Linked DNA regions of Mus musculus: region 2 is linked to region 1. Evidence: chromatin loops called from intact Hi-C (ENCODE). Cell type or tissue: left cerebral cortex. All regions are shown on one strand. Links, peaks and the distances in the headings refer to the core of each region. The heading gives the core; the rest is flanking DNA.

Region 1 (8,075 bases), core at 1,773-6,772:
CTTTTTCTTTTTTTTTTTTTTTTTTTTTTTTTTTTTTTTTTTTTTTGGGTTTTCGAGACAGGGTTTCTCTGTATAGCCCTGGCTGTCCTGGAACTCACTTTGTAGACCAGGCTGGCCTCGAACTCAGAAATCCACCTGCCTCTGCCTCCCGAGTGCTGGGATTAAAGGCATGCGCCACCACACCTGACCTTTTTTCTTAAATAACTTTTCATTTATGTATTTTTTTCATGTATGAGTATTCTATCTGCATGTACACTTGCATCCCAGAAGAGAACATTAGATCCCTTTACGGATAGTTGTGGGCCACCATGTGTTTGCTGGGAATTGAACTCAGGACCTTTGCAAGAATAGCCCCATGCTCTTAACCACTGAGCCATCTCACCAGCCCCTCACTTTCTCTTAATGGGCTTAGTGTGTTGTCCTTGTTGTTGTTGGTATCATTCTCATGTAGATTATTGCACTCTGTAGACCAGGCTGGTCTGGAATTTACAGAGCTCTGTCTGCCTCAGCCTCCCGAGTGCTGGGATTAAAGGAGTGTACTGCTATTTCCAACGGCAAAAGCTCTTAACCCTCAACCCCCCTCAACCATCTCTTTGGCCCCTCTTCCTCTTTAAAAAAATATTTAAAATTATTCTTATTATTTTAATTATGTGTATCAGTGTGGCCTATCTGTATGTGGGCAAATGCATGTGACTGTAGGTGCCGGCAGAGGCTAGGTGTTGGATTCTTTGAAACTGGAGCTCCAGATGGTTGTGGGGGCTGGGATTTGAACTCAGGACCTCTGGAAGAGCAGAATGCACTTTTAACCACTGAGCCACCTCTCTAGCCCTATTTATTTATTCATTAACTTCTTTTTGGTGTTTCGAGACAGGGTTTCTCTGAGCAGCCCTGGCTGTCCTGGAACTCACTGTGTAGATGACCCTGGCCTCCAACTCAGAGATCTTTCTGCCTTTCTGCCTTTGCTCCGCAAAGTTGTGTGCCCCCACACCAAGCTCAGCTGCTTTATTTTTTAGTGTGGTGTGTGTGCCTGCCTGTTTGTAGATGTGCGGAGAGCCCTTGATGCTGCTTCAAGGACATTGGTAAGAATATTTACATTGGGCTGGAAGGACAAGAGAATAGGTTCAGATAAGAATATTTACAGTGGGCTAGGACAAAGCTCAAGACAATAGAGCCGAGGAACGTATTTTATTCCTGGTATCTTGGTCTTCTGATAAACCCCTAGACACATTGCCTGCAGGACTTTGTTTATGGCCTTGTTTGTTCTTTTACTACTTCGTCTCTGCATTGTTTGTTCCTCATCTTTGATCTAAGAACTGACTTTACTCTTTGCATATACCTAGAATGGTATAAAAGCAGACTAGAAAAAAAAAATAAACCCTCTTCAGCTCCGCGCTGGCTGGAGTCATGTTATAATGTCTCTAATTGTCTTTTTCTTTTAAATCCTCCCTCCCTCGAGACCCTGATGATTGGCTGGCTTGGTCATATGTGTGTATGTGTGCATTATCTGCAGAGGCCATACTGATCCCCTGGAACTGGGGCCACAGGAAGTTGTGAGCCAGCCAGTGTAGGTGATGGGACCCAAACTCTGGTCCTCCAACTCTTTCTGTTGGGTCTTAAACAGTGGATAACTGAGGTGCCTACTCAATATCAAAGTGGGCTCCGGCTGCCAGTCTCCCTCAGCCCCTACCTGTTCCAGGGCCCTCATGGCTGGCACATCCTGCCACCTACCCTGAACTCTCCAGCCCAAGGCCTGGGCTGCTATTCCTCCAGCTTCTCCGATTCCTTTATAACCCGGCTATTTCGGCTCTGCCAGGTTTTGGCTCATGGCCACTGCTCTTGGCTTCTGGCTCTCCTCCCTCCTTGCCACCTTCCCTGTCTCCTCACATGGCCCAGTTCACTCTGCTTACCCAGTTTACTCTGGACTGTTGTGGATGCCTCTGTCTCTGCTCTCCCTCATACCCACAAGATGCCTTCTCCTTCATCATCCCCAGCTGTCTCTTTTTCAGGTTTTCATTCACTCCTTTTTTTTTTAGGTTTATTTATTTTTATGTATATGAGTACACAGTAGCTGTCTTCAGACACACTAGAAGAGGGCATCCGATCCATTACAGATGGTTGTGAACACTGGAATTGCACTCAGGACCTCTGGAAGAGTAATCAGTGCTCTTTTTTTCTTTTCTTTTTTCTCTTTCTTTTTTTTGTTTTTGTTTTTTTGTTTGTTTGTTTGTTTTTGTTTTTTCGAGACAGGGTTTCTCTGTATAGCCCTGGCTGTCCTGGAACTCACCTGGAACTCACAAGACCAGGCTGGCCTTGAACTCAGAAATCTGCCTGCCTCTGCTTCCCTACTGCTGGGATTAAAGGCATGCTCCACCATGCCCGGCTGTAATCAGTGTTCTTAACCGCCCCTCATTCCCTCCTTGAGAATCTCCCTTCTTGCTTCAGTAAATCTTGACTGCAGTTCCAGGTTACTTGGGGTCTGGTGGGGTGGGTTGAGGAGTAGATAAGGGAGGAATTAATCCTTGAATTCCCACAGGGCTTTTACATATTTAAATTTCTAATTACCCAAGGATGATAGCCTTGAACTCCTAATCCTCTTGCCTCTGACTCCTGGAATGTGCTGGAATGGCAGGATTGTAACCAGTTGGCTTTGCAGCAAGTCTCATGAGATTTCTGTGTTTAATGTTACCTTTGGCCCAGACTGAAGAGGATTCAAATCTCTCTCACCACTAGCCTTTGCCTTCCCCGTCCCTCACTCACAGCTAAACCACTGCTCTCAGCTGTCCCTGAGGATTTTCTTTCCTCTGTGATATTAGTCTGGAACGGTGCCTTTTTCTAACTTAAGAAAGTAGTTTGGGGGGCTGGTGAGATGGCTCAGCGGTTAAGAGCACCGACTGCTCTTCCACAGGTCCTGAGTTCAAATCCCAGCAACCACAAGGTGGCTCACAACCATCTGTAACAAGATCTGACACCTCTTCTGGTGTGTCTGAAGTCAGCTACAAAGTACTTATGTATAATAATAAATAAATGTTTGGGCAGGAGTGACCAGGGACTGAGCGAGTGGAGTTGACTGGAACAAGAAGAGGTCCTAAAAATTCAATTCCCAACAACCACATTAAGGCTCACAACCATCTATACAACTACAAGTATACTTGCATACATAAAAAAATGAATAAATAAATCTTAAAAACAAAAAGAAAGTAGTTCAACTTATTATGTGTGTTTTTGCAACAGGGTCTCACCATGTATGTAGCTCTGGCTGTCATGAAACTCACTAAACTCGCTGGGCGTGGTGGCGCACGCCTTTAATCCCATCACTGGGGAGGCAGAGGCAGGTGGATTTCTGAGATCAAGGCCGGCCTGGTCAACAAAGTGAGTTCCAGGACAGCTAGGGCTATACAGAGAAACCCTGTCTCCAAAAAACAAACAAACAAACAAACAAACAAACAACAAAAAAAGAAACTCACTAAATTAGCAAGGCTCTACCCTTCACCACCAGAGTACTGGGATTAAAGGTGGGCCCCACAAAACAAACAAACAACAAAAAAAGAAACTCACTAAATTTGCAAGGCTCTACCCTTCACCACCAGAGTACTGGGATTAAAGGTGGGCCCCACAACAGTGTTCAACTGTTAACCAGTGGTATAGGAATTCAGTGTTTATTTGTTTGACTTTTTTTTTTTTTCCTTCCAGGAGACGAGGTTTCTCTGTGTGGCCCTGGCTGTCCTGGAACTCACTCTGTAGACAAGGTTGGCCCACTAACTCAGAGATCTACCTGTCTCTGCCTCCTGAGATTAAAAGTGTGTGCCACCACCAACCAACTGGTGTAGGAATTCTTTAAGAAAGGAGGTGTATGTGTGTGTGTCCTGACTTAGAAGATTTTTGTGTTTTTTATTTTCAGCCTAAATTCAACCAAAGGACCAAATCTTGCTTCAGTAAATCTTGACTTCAGTTCAAGGTTACTTGGGGGCTGGTGGGGTGGGTTGAGGAGTAGATAAGGGAGGAATTAGTCCTTGAATTCCCACAGGGCTTTTACATATTTAAAGTCCTGGAATTTTCTCTCTTTAGCTGTAATAGCTCTTTTCTGTTACAAAACGCTGTGATTCAGTTTAGCCTTTTTTAGGTCTAAGGGGAAGTAGTTGCAAAAAGGAAATAATATCACAGCAGGGAGCTAGGGTGTACACTCCATAACGAATTAAGACGTCAAAGTGTTGACCCTCTGGTCAACAGCCTACAGCAAAGAACACGTCCCAGACCTGTGTATGCTTCTAAACAACCTGCAACTCAAAGACTGAGCCTATCACTTCGAAGACTACAAACCCCAGGATGCCTCGCGCTCCGCGAGTGGCAGAGCGCATTGCACGCTGGGATATGTAGTCCCGTTGTAGCATCCGCAAACCACATAACGCCTCGTGACGTCAGAAAGCACGGGCAAGGAGCCGGAACTCGCCCAGGCTCAAGTGAAATCCTCGATCCGACTGTGGCGTTCCGGCTGCCTCGGTTTCTGCTATTATCAGGTCCCACTCACAGTCCCGGTGGCCCTATGGTGTGCGTTGAGTACTCTATGGTGTAACTTTGTCACAGTAACAGGGGAAGTGTGGAAAGCAAGGGCAAGCTCTCGCTCGTCGGAGTAGACGACGGAGGCTGAAGCGTAGCTAGCTGCCTTCACCATGGCGGAAAAAAGACGTGGCGAGTCGCCTTTGGGCAGACGCTTGGCTTTCTTCCGCCAGTCGGATTACATGGGCTTTCGGCGCAGGGACTCCTGGGAGCACGCATGCGCAGACTGCGGCAGGGCGTACGCCTCCAACGTCCGCAGGCGCGGGGTCTGTCGGGTATCGGCGGCGGCGGCGGCGCTTTGCGGCTGGTCGTGCGAGCTGGGCGCGGGCGGGCGGGCGCGGCGGCCGTGGCGCGCGCAGGTGATTGACTGCTCTCCTGTCTGAGGGCAGCGCTGGGTTCTTTCGGCTGGCAGGGGCCCGTGCCCATTCGGGCGGAGACGGAGGCGGCGCCGGAGGCCACCGGGCTCGGCGAGTGCTACCTCGGTCAAGGCTATGGCTCCGCGGCTGCAGCTGGAGAAGGCGGCCTGGCGCTGGGCGGAGACGGTGCGGCCCGAGGAGGTGTCGCAGGAGCACATCGAGACCGCCTACCGCATCTGGCTGGAGCCTTGTATCCGAGGCGTGTGCAGGTGAGGTCCTCGCGTGGCCGAGGCGGGATCGGGGGACGGGGGACCGGGAACCAGGGCGATGCACGGTGTTACTGCATCTCCTTTCAGTTTGCACGACCCGGGAGCTACGCAGCCCCCGAAGTGATGCGGCTGCTGGGCTCGCATCCTGAAGATGGCGGTGGAGATAGTTGGAGATAGGGCTTAGTAAGTAACGCTGGAGTGTTGTTTGATCTTGGGCATAGCTGTGCGCTTTTCGCTTGTAAAAGGGGAACTTGCCGACAGCGAACTTCGTCGACATTGTATCTCCTGTCATTGCACGCTGAGAAGGCCTGATCACCTAAGTATCACTTGCAGAGAGCAGGTTTAGAAAACCCTTTGGTTAACCTACGTCATCGGTCCCCCGCTCTCATTGGCTGGCTCTCTTTGACCTATAGGTGTTTTCTTTTGGTCACCCTAACTCCACACCACTTTGCAGAGTAAAGTGTTTTTAGCTGTTTAAATTCTGCTCCCCCTTCGTGGCCCTTGGTTCTGATCTTTTTTTGCGTAGAGTGGTTTTCTTATCCCCACCTCGTAGCCTGCACCGGCCTGTGTTCAATCGAATTGATAAACCGAGGCATGCTCCATAGCTCCGTGTCATCGGGCGTGTAGGGAAAAGTGGAAGACGTGGAAGCCTTGGTTCCTGGCTTCAGAGCTGTGCCTCATTTGAGATATAATGTAAGTTAGGAAGTTTTCAAAAGTAAAGCGGGTGCATCTTTCTAAACTCTAGGTGTCTGCTCACAAGGACATTAAGACTCCTCGAAGTTCTGGAACGGCATCAATTTGTATAGTGTGGAATTGAAACAGCTTTACCGAGGCACTCATTTGAAGTGTATAGTTACAGTGCTGGTGGTTTAGCTTGAGAGTAGAGTGGTGGTTTTATGCTTGAGTCCCTTGGTTCAATTACCCGCACAGGGGATATAAAAGACAGAGTTAAGTCTGGGGCTGGAAAGATGGCTAATTAGTAAAGAGGGCTCAGGCTTCTCTTCAAAGGATCACAGTACCATTTGTTCTGAGAACCCACACCAGGTGCTTGATAACCACCTGTAACTCCAGCTCCAGAGCATGTGCAAAGCCTTCTTCCAGACACAGTGGGCACCTGAGCATTAGTGCACACACACACACACACACACACACACACACACACAAATGATCTGTTTTGATACTGTACAATTGCCAATATCCTTTTTTCTTTCTTTCTTTTTCAATTTTTTTCAATTTGTTTTTGTAGAGCTGGGGACTCTGGTGTTTTGTATGTTTGAGGATTTAGCCCGTGTTTACCTGGGACTTACAGTCCTTCGAGCTAGTAGGTGCTCAAACATGAGAGTCATGGGACCATAGACATGTGCCATTCATTGTTCTGTTGGTGCTGCAGCTCTAACCCAGAGCCCTGTGCAAACCCTACGGGTGTTGTATGAGCTACACTCCCAGCCTGTTCTAGTGGGTATGAAGTAGTATTTGGCGTCTGTGTGTTTATTGCCTCCTACTCTGAATAGATCCAGAATCCTGTAGATGATAGAGGCCAGTATTCTAGTACACAGATACCCTCTCAGTCCCCTTTTCTTGTTGGTTTGCATTTATCTAGTAACTGAGTTGAGAATCTTTTCGGGTTCACATTAGCCATTGTTTTTTCTTTTCTCTCTTTCTATTTTCTTTGTTGGAGACAGGGTTTCTCTGTATAACAGTTCTGGAACCTACTCTGTAGACTAGGTTGACCTCAAACTCATAGAGAAATGCCTGCCTCTGTCTCTTAAGCTGTGGGATGAATTGCATGCATATATCTGTCATAGTTCATGTAACTTTATCCATCTATCCACCCATCCATTTTGTTTTTTGAGACAGGGTTTCTCTCTGTAGCCCTGGCTGACTCTGTAGACCAGGCTAGCTTTAACTCACCTGCCTTTGGCTCCCAAGTGCTGTGATTAAAAACTTCAGCCCCCCCCCCCCCCACTGTAGTCTCTCTGTCTTTTGAATGCTTGGATTAAAGGCAGTTGCCGCCGCCACGCACAGCACCATCTTTCAGTTGATGGACTGTAGATTGTAGATTGTTTCTTTTTGCTTCTTATAAATTGCTCTCATGAACACATGTGTGTTGGGAAGGGAATTGTTGGGTCATGTGGCAATTGTCTTTAACAGTTTGAGCAGTATTTTTTTCCCTTAACATGTTTCACAGGCAGTATAGGAAGATTGTAATTTTAATTTATTACATTTTTAAATTTGTCTGTTTTATTGTGGTTTTGATTACATTTCCCTTTCCCTGATGTTAACTGTGGAATATCCTCCTCTTCCTTTTTTTTTTTTTTGTTTTTTGTTTTTTTTTTTGGTTTGGTTTGAGACAGGATTTCTCCGTATAACAAACCCTGGTAGTCTTGGACTCTAGATAGGCTGTCTTCAAACTCAGAGATCTGCTTGCCTCTGCCTCCTGAGTGCTGACAGTAAAGGTGTGCGCCACAATGCCTGGCTTGTTCATATATTTTCCTTAGAGAAATTATTTTTAGGGTTTTGTTTTGGAGACAGGGCTTCATAGAGCTAATGTTAGTCTCTGTGGCCAACAATGACCCTGAGTGTCTGTTCCTCCTGCCTCCTTCCTGAGTCTATATTGTGTCTGCTAAGTGCTGGGGTTAGTACCCAGGGGCTGCTGTATACTAGACACCCTCAAACCCACCCCACTCTCTCCCTCTTTTGGGGGGGGTATGGTGGAGGAGGGAAGAGAGGGCCTCATTACCTAGACCAGGTGGATCTGCCTGCCTCTGCCTCCCTTGGGAGCATGCCACCACACCCTGCCTCCAGGACTGTTTGCATTTCTGAAACTGTTTTGAAAAGCAGGGTTAAGAGCTATGGAGCTAAATATTCCAGATTCCTGGGTGTGCCTGGCTGGGTG
Region 2 (8,075 bases), core at 1,797-6,796, 240 kb before region 1:
TTATTTGAGACAGGTCTCACGTAGCTCAGACTGCCATCTAACTCCTATGGCCAAGACTTATAATGACCTTAAACTCATTTTCCTGCCTCCTCCTCCTTCTCAGTGCTGGGATTATAGTTGTGAGTTACCTGTCAGGCTTGCTAGCCTCATTTTTCAAAGGATAAACTGAAGTCACAAGGCATGACCTAAAATTGCACATGCTAATAAATGACAGATCAAGGATTTCAACTCAGGCAGTCTGGCTCCAGAATCTATGCTTCTAACCACTCTAAGCAGCAGCAGCTCAAGAACACACATCAGCAGAATTTAAGCAACAAATGGAAACGAAGAGCCTCAAGAAAATGATGTGTAAGAAGTAGAAAGTGTTAAAGAAAAATAGTGAGCAACAGTCAAGTCATTAAGTTCAGTGTACCCACACTGCAACATTAACGACTAATTCTAGGTATTAAGTTGTAGAAGAAAAGGATCATGCTGGACAAATGGTTCCTCTGTTAAGATCACTTGTTACTCTTGCAGAAGGCCCAGGTTAGCTCCTGGCACGAACAGCCAGCAGTGATTCTAGTGCCAGGAAAGCCCACCACATTTTCTGACCTTTGTGGGCACCAGGCACACACACAGTACACATACATACGCACATACAAACAAAATACTCATTCACACAAAATAAACCTAGACACATACCAATTCTAAGCTGGGCCTGGTAGCTCAGGTCTGTAACCCTAGCTACTGATAGAAAGTGAGATAAAAGTAAGGAAAGTTCAAGGCTAACCTTGGTAACTTAGGAGACTCTAATTTTAAAAATTGAAAACTGATTTTTTTTTTTTGAGACATGGTCTCATGTAATTCAGACTAGCCTAGAACTGCATGTCACCAAGGTTGGCCTTAAACTTCTTCCAGATTCTTCTGTACTTTCCAAGTGTTAAGATTATAGGGATGTGCTGCCTTGACAAGCTTCTTAATTCTCAAAACTGCAAGGAAGGACACCATGTAGGTGACAAAACATTTAGTCTCTTCATTTGGAATAAACAGTATGAGACCCACGTCCCAGGGTAACTAGTGAAGAGGAACTCTTAACACTCTAAACTAACACCAGCAGTGGCAGACAAAGTGGAATAGCACTAACAAAAAACGCTTCAGTAAAAATACTTTGGATAGAAGAGATGAGCAACTAAAAGTAGAAACTCACAAGGGGCAAAACATCACATGACCAGGAAACTTGACACAGCAGGGGGTGAAGAAGGGGACAGAAATAAGCTACTATTTGCAAACACATAAATACAGGAAAATGAGGAAACAGGTTAAGTCTGGATTTGTTTTAGAAGAATAAAAGAATAATGTCCAGATGACTTTCTAGTTGATGGCAAATTTTCCAGATAGTGCAGCTGTAGAAAACACTGTACTAAACAGATGGATAAGGTCAAGCAAGAAAAGCTTAGCAAGTTTCAGTGAGCCCAGATTTGGATACAGCTGACTAGGCATATAAGTAAACAAATCTGAGGAAACAAACAGGAAGGCCTACGGGATGTACAGTAAATGAATAACCCTCAGACATTATTACCAAATATACTCATTCAACAAATATTTATTAAAGCCCACCATATGTATGGCAGTATCCTACCTAGGTGCCAGGGATACAGAATAACCATACCAAGTCAAAGCCCTGACTTCCCACAACTTACTTATGTTTGATCAGGGGAAACTGGCAGCAAACATTCTGCAAAGACTGAAAAGGCAGTATCAGAGAAATAAAGAATAGCCCTTTTACATTGAGGAATATAGAGAGCTGTTTATGGGAGAAAAATACACTCAATATGAATTGTTCCCTTTCATAAGAGATCTTGTAATTAAATGCCCCTTATCCTCTTTAAAAAAAAAAACAAAAAACAAAAAACTAAAACTAAAATGGAAGAACCACTTAAATTATAGCCCTATGAATCAAAGATCAAAGTTTGACTGTGCATTCAAGCCCCATCAATTCTCCTCCAAAAAGTACATTAGACCAAAAAAAAAGAAAAAAAAAATCTGCAGTATACGTATCATAAAAGTAACTAGAAATGTGGGGCAGCATTAGACTCAGTGGGTCACAAAAAAGAACAAGAGTTGGGAGATGGACTCACTGAGGGGAGAGCTGAGGGACAGAGGAGGGAGATAGGGTGGTCAAAATATAAAATGTTTCACATGTATGAAAATCTGAAATAAAATAATCTACAAAAATATTCCTAAGAAAACAAATCTTTTTGCAAAGATTTGTAAACTTTGTAAACTTTAGTCTTGATGGGTTTACAAGGATCACCGGAGCAGGGAATGTGTTTACTAAGCACAGGTATTGTCTCAATATGAAAACATCTTGAATTTAAATAAGAGTTTAACAGAATATAAGGCACTTTAGGGTCTTGAACAAATTGTTTAAAAACAAACTCCTTGTAAATACTCAGTTGCCAATCTCTTATGTCAAAATCAAACTAATTGTGTTTTTAATTTTTATTATTATTGTGTGCATTTATTTGTACACATACACACTGGCAAGAGTGTGAAGATCAGAAGACAGCTTTTGTTTTTGATTCTTCAAGACAGGCTGTGTAGATGAGTCTAGCCTCAAACTCAAGAGTTTGCCTCTGCCTCCCCAGGGCTGGGATTAAAGGCTAGGACCACTAAGGCCCAATGGAGAACAACTTTGGAGAGGATTCACTCCTTCCACTTTGGGTTCTGGGGGACCCAACTAAGGTAGTCAGGCCTGTTGGACAAGTGTTGTTATCCACTATACCATCTCACCAGCCCAAACTAGTTAATTAAAAAAAAAAAAATGGTGCACATATAAACCTTTTAAATATAGGCTAAAAAAAACACAATAGTAGGTAAGTATTCCAATTTTATATTCCTATATGTCACATTAAGGCTAACAAATTTTGGAAGATTTTGGAAGATTCAAGCTCCACAACTACCAACTACAGAAAGCCAATTTGAATCCACCACTCCAGTATTTTACAAACATCATTTTCTATACAAATGAGCAATAATGGGAAAAGTCTTGTTCAAACATGAGCCACCCTTACAGGGATGCACTGGATATCATTTGCTTTGCAGTGTTAATGTTCTTCAATGCTAGTGTGTACTATAATCAAAGGACACACCATTCTAGTGATCTAAAAATATTACTCAAGTTTTTAGGGTTAGAAATTAAAATCAAGGTTGGTAATTCAAGTAGCTCATTCCTGTAAGCCCAGCTCTTGAGAGGCAGAGACTAGGAGGTCCCTCTATGTTTAAGGTTAACCGGGGCTACATATGGAGACCCTGTCTCAAGATAAAAAAAAAAAAAAAATCCAAAAGCCCTTTTAATGGAAAAACTAAAGCATGCAACTTTGAAGTTGCAATCCTAACAAAGACAAATCAGGGGTATGACGAAATTCTCTTTTCACCTCATTCTTCAAACCATGCACTGAAGTTGGGTTCTTTACATCAAGTAAGTCACAATTAGTGTGGCAAAGAATTGCTCCTGCAATTCACCCGAGTATATAGCCAAGGGGTCCTTTAAAGATCATACCTACACAAGTGGCTGCAGACAGTGTATATTCCCTGACCAAAATAACTTAAACCTAAGATTTTGAACCTTCGGTATTTTAGGTGCATCTCAGGCAGCCTGAAGACAGGCAACAGGATTTCAACAACAACAAAAAAAAATTGCCACCTTACTCTGAACCAATGTGCTGGGTTGACCCACAAAGGCCGCAAGATGCTGTCTTAATTTGAATAGCCCTGACTTGTAGGAGTTAAAACTCTCACCCCTTATGCTGCGATGACGTAATCTTCCACACTGAATTTCTCCCAGAGTTAAAGGGGTGGAAAGAGGAATTTACAAAATAGTAATAATAACCGACAAAGAAAATTTCCTGCTAGGAACGAGGAACTGAGTAAGTGGCCAGGCGGGGTTTCGGGAGGTGCTTAGGCAGGTCCCGGATGGCAAAGAGGCCGGCCCCGGCAGGAGAGCCCCGGGAGCCGCGGGGCAGGAGAGGACACGGCGCGGGGCTGGAGACCGCCGAGGGGCGCAGGCGCAGAGCCGCCCGGTCCGTCACCTCGGCCCCGGCCCGGCCCGGCCCTGCGGCCGCAGTTCCGCTCCCCTCCCCCGCCAGCCGCAACGCGTCCGTGGCGGGGCCGGGGAAGCAGGAAGTCGAGGCCCACAACGGAGAGACAGCCCCCGGCCTCCGACCCCGGTCCGGACCGGGCGTCTCCCACCCCGCGCCCCGGGGCCTCGGAGCCCGCGGGCGGCCGGAGGGGGAGGGGAGCGGGTGGGATGGGTGTGCCCGGTCCTCTCGCCGCCGCCGCCGCCGCCGCCGCCGCTGACAGCTCGGCCGGGCTGTGCCCTCGGCCGCCGCCATCCCCGGCCGCGCCGCGCCGCCATTCCAGCCCTAAGCCTCGCCGCGACCCCGCCTCGCTTCCCTCAGAACCCGGGCCGGCGGGCGCACGCGACCCCGGCAAGCCCTCCCTCGCGGCCCACCGCCCGCAAGCACCGGGATGCCCCTGCCCGCGAGCATCCTCGAGAACCGAGAGAGGACGGGGGGGGGGGGGACACGCGAAGGGGACCGGGCGGCGCAGAAGACGCTCCCGCAGGGAGGCTTCTCGGGCCCCGCACTCACCTCAGCTTCTCCGCCGGGGCGTTGGCAGCACTGCGCGGGGCCTCCTCGGCTGCCGGACAGGGGCACGCGCCTGACGTCAGCACGCAGGGGACGCATGGTTGGGTGCCCGCGGAAGTGGGAGGGACAAAGAGAGAGAAGGGGCTGAGGGCGGCTCGGGCTCCGCCCCTTGGCGCGCACGCGCGCGGGCTGCGTTCCTTGCATGCTCTGGTTGGCTCTCTGCGCCTTTTAACGGTATTTTTTATCCGTAATAAAACTATGAACAATGATGTGCACGGTGTTGTAACTAAAGTTTATTTTGAGTCTTGCAACTTCGTGAAGAAAAGTGTTGTAAATATGTTTTACTTTTATATTTTTGTTTATTTTATTGAGACAGGGTGTCATTATGTAGCCCTTGCTATCCCAGAATGGCTATGTAGACCAGGCTGTCCCAGAACACAGCAATACTACTGCCTCTGCTTCCAGAGTTCTGATATTTCAAGAAATGTACTACCATGCCTGAGCTGTCTCTCTCTTTTTTGTTGTTGTTTTTTGTTTTTTGACAAGAGTTTCTTTCCATGGGTAGCCCTAGCTGTATTGAAACTTGCTGTGGAGCCCAGGCTAGCCTGGAACTCAGAGAATCCCTTGCCTCTGCTTCCTGGGTGCTGGGATTAAAGGTGTGCATCACCATACCCAGGCTACCGGGTTTGTTTTGTTTTGTTTTGTTTTTAATAACTTGAGACGTGATCTCGTTTAGCGCAGCCTGGATTTGAATGCTTAACTAGGTACCAGAGGTTGATCTTAAACTGCTAAGCCTCTACCTCCGAAGTGCTGAGCTTATAGGCGTGCCCCTCCATAGCCTGCCTCTTTGCTTCTCTGAGAGAGGAAGTGACTTGCTGTGCACAGCTTTATCTGTCTGTTTTTGGAGTGGGAGTTGAGTATCACCCTCGGTTTTGTTTAGAACTAAAGACTTTCCCCCTCAAAAAAGTCCTACATTTACTGTCCCTGAGTGCTCTCCCCTGGCCCCTTTGGTTGGATCTGACCTATCAAATCCTTCTCTTCCCTGTCATCTCGGCGCCTGTTGAATAGCTGCCTTCTCTGGCCGTGTACTAGCTGCTGGAGAATAGAGAGCCTAGCCTTCTGTCAGATGCTCCCCAACATTAGAGGAACCTTATCTCAGTAATGTTCTCTTGCGGGCTGGAGATGTAGCCCAGTCGGTAGAGAGCTTGCCAAGAATGCACGAAGCCCCACGTTAGTGCCTCTACCACATTCATAATCCAAGCTCTGAGATGGATGGCTGTAATCCCAGCACTTGGGAGGTGGAAGCAGAAAAATCTATGGTGACCCTTGGTTGCATAGAAGATTCAGAGTGTCCTAGGATACAAAACATCCATTCTCAAAAAACAGGAGGGTGTGTCTTAAGGAGGCAGAACTCTGAGACCTCAGATGTGTGCTCCTGCATCCAGCTTTATGTGGGCCCTAGGGATTCGAACTCAAGTCCTCACACCTGCGCAGCAATCACTTTGCCCTCTAAGCCACCTCCCAGCCTGCAATCTACTTCTTTCAAAGCTGTACTGTAAACATCGTTCTGTGTCGAACGAAGCCCCGCTTATAGCAAGGCTGCATTCTACCCTGTGGGCATTTCCCTATGTGGGCAATCTCACCCTATAGGGATCGAAGTTGTCTAGCCTTTCTCCGATGCCAGGGAGGACCCAGGGCTCACCAGATACTTGGCAAGTGCTCTGCCACTCAGCCACACCCTCCACTCCGATGACCATAAATGGCAACTTGTGATTACAAAACAAAACAAACAAACAAACAAAAAAACCTCATCAATTTCTTTGGCTTGAGAGAAAGTACAGTTTTCTCTGTTCCCAAGGCAGGTTGGCTGTGTCCTTTCTTTTATCCTGCCTCGAAGTCCCATGAATGTCCCAGACAATGTCTGGCCTTTCCACCAGCTGCTGTATCTTGATGGGATGTCACCCAAGTGTTTGGCCTTTCCTCGTCTATTCTGAGGACAAGGACTAACTTTGTCTCTTGGGCTGATTTTTTTTTTGTCAGAAAGTGACCCTTGACCTTGACCTTTCCACCACCCCAAGTTGGAGTGGGGTTACTCCTTGACCCTAATCTACCCCATCCCTTGCTGCCAACCCAGACGCCAGTCTCTCCTGCCTCCTTCCCACACCCCAGTCCTCCTAGCTCCAGCTCCGTTAAATGAACAGGATGGCAGGCTGCAGGTGTCTTAGGTAGGATTTCTATCACTATGATGAAACCCCATGACCAAAAGCAACTTGGAGAGGAAAGGGTTTATTTGGTGTATGCTTCCACGTTGTAGCCCATCATTGAAGGAGGGCAGAACAGGAACTCAAATGGCAAGAATCTGGAGGCAGGAGCTGATGCAGAGGCCATGGAGGGATGCTGCTCACTGCCTTGCTCCCCTAGCTTGCTCATCCTGCTTTCCTATAGAACCTAGGACCACCAGCCCAGAGATGGCTCACTCTCAATGGGCTCCCCTGACAGTTACTAATTGAGAGAATGCCCTATAGACTTGCCTGCAGATTGGTCTTATGAAGGCATTCTTTTCTATTGAGGCTCCCTCCTCTCTGATGACTCTAGTTTGTGTCAAGTTGACATAAAACTGGTTATCATAGGGTGCCCAATTCTACCTCACCTGTAGTTCTGGTTCAAGCATCTACTTCTTGTCTCTCATAGTCTCTCATTGCCATTTCTCTTGAAGCAGCCTCAACTCCGACTTTTTTTTAATTATTTATTTTATTTTATGTGCATTGTGTTTTGCCTGCATGTATGTCTGTGTGAGTGTGTCGGATCTTGGGGTTACAGACAGTTGTGAGCTGCTATGTAGGTGCTGGGAATTGAACCCTGGTCCTCTGCAAGTCAGTGCTCTTAACCACTGAGCCACCTCTTCAGCACCCTCGATCCCAGCTTTAACGCGGCACTAGAGATGAACCTGAAGCCATTCCTACCTGTAGGGATGGGTGTGTGTAACCCAGGTTTGATCAATCACTGCAATGCTGAATCAGCAGCAGGCATGGGACCCAGTGAGACTCTGTCCTAGAACCTGGTGAGAACTGTCCAGTTAAACGAATGGAGGTGCTGAGGGCAGGTATTACTCATGTCAGACAGCCTCTTAACTCCTGAGAATGGGATCCACACAAAGCCATATGCAAAAGCAAGACCCAGGAGCTTTGTGCTGTCCACTGGGTGCGGGCTTTATTCAGTATTCAGTCTCATTAGCCAACAAATACTCTCCCCTGCCTGGACCAGGTTGCATGGGTTTCTATTACAAACATGACTATTTTTATTCCCCTGTTTGTTTGGGTTTTTTTCCCAAGCCCTCCCTTGGTACTGAGCTTATTTCTCAGAGCGCTGTAGCCAAGACTTAAAGAGGGGGAAAAAAAAAAAGGTTCTGTATTGTGTGTGTGGTGTGTCCACTGAGCCATCTCACCA

The links. Peaks named below come from ENCODE experiments on the same cell type or tissue, not always from the same donor. Only the 100,000 strongest peaks of a DNase experiment are listed, where the experiment ranks them.
Region 2: it touches region 1 in a loop (3-fold over the local background); 3 of 42 quality-filtered maps call a loop at or near these places.

The regions. Positions count from the first base shown.
Region 1 is chr4:137,589,338-137,597,412 of GRCm38, forward strand. Usp48 (ubiquitin specific peptidase 48) reads left to right here and starts at 4,835. Exons shown (of 27, transcript NM_001355588.1): 1 at 4,835-5,179. The coding sequence starts at 5,046. In left cerebral cortex, for the core only: no CTCF peak of the experiment used is centred there; DNase peaks (open chromatin) are centred at 4,394, 4,758 and 5,495; H3K4me3 peaks cover 2,446 bases; H3K27ac peaks cover 1,705 bases.
Region 2 is chr4:137,353,015-137,361,089 of GRCm38, forward strand. It overlaps Cdc42 (cell division cycle 42), which reads right to left and starts at 4,745. Exons shown (of 6, transcript NM_009861.3): 1 at 4,632-4,745. In left cerebral cortex, for the core only: no CTCF peak of the experiment used is centred there; DNase peaks (open chromatin) are centred at 3,858, 3,958 and 4,728; H3K4me3 peaks cover 2,707 bases; H3K27ac peaks cover 1,292 bases.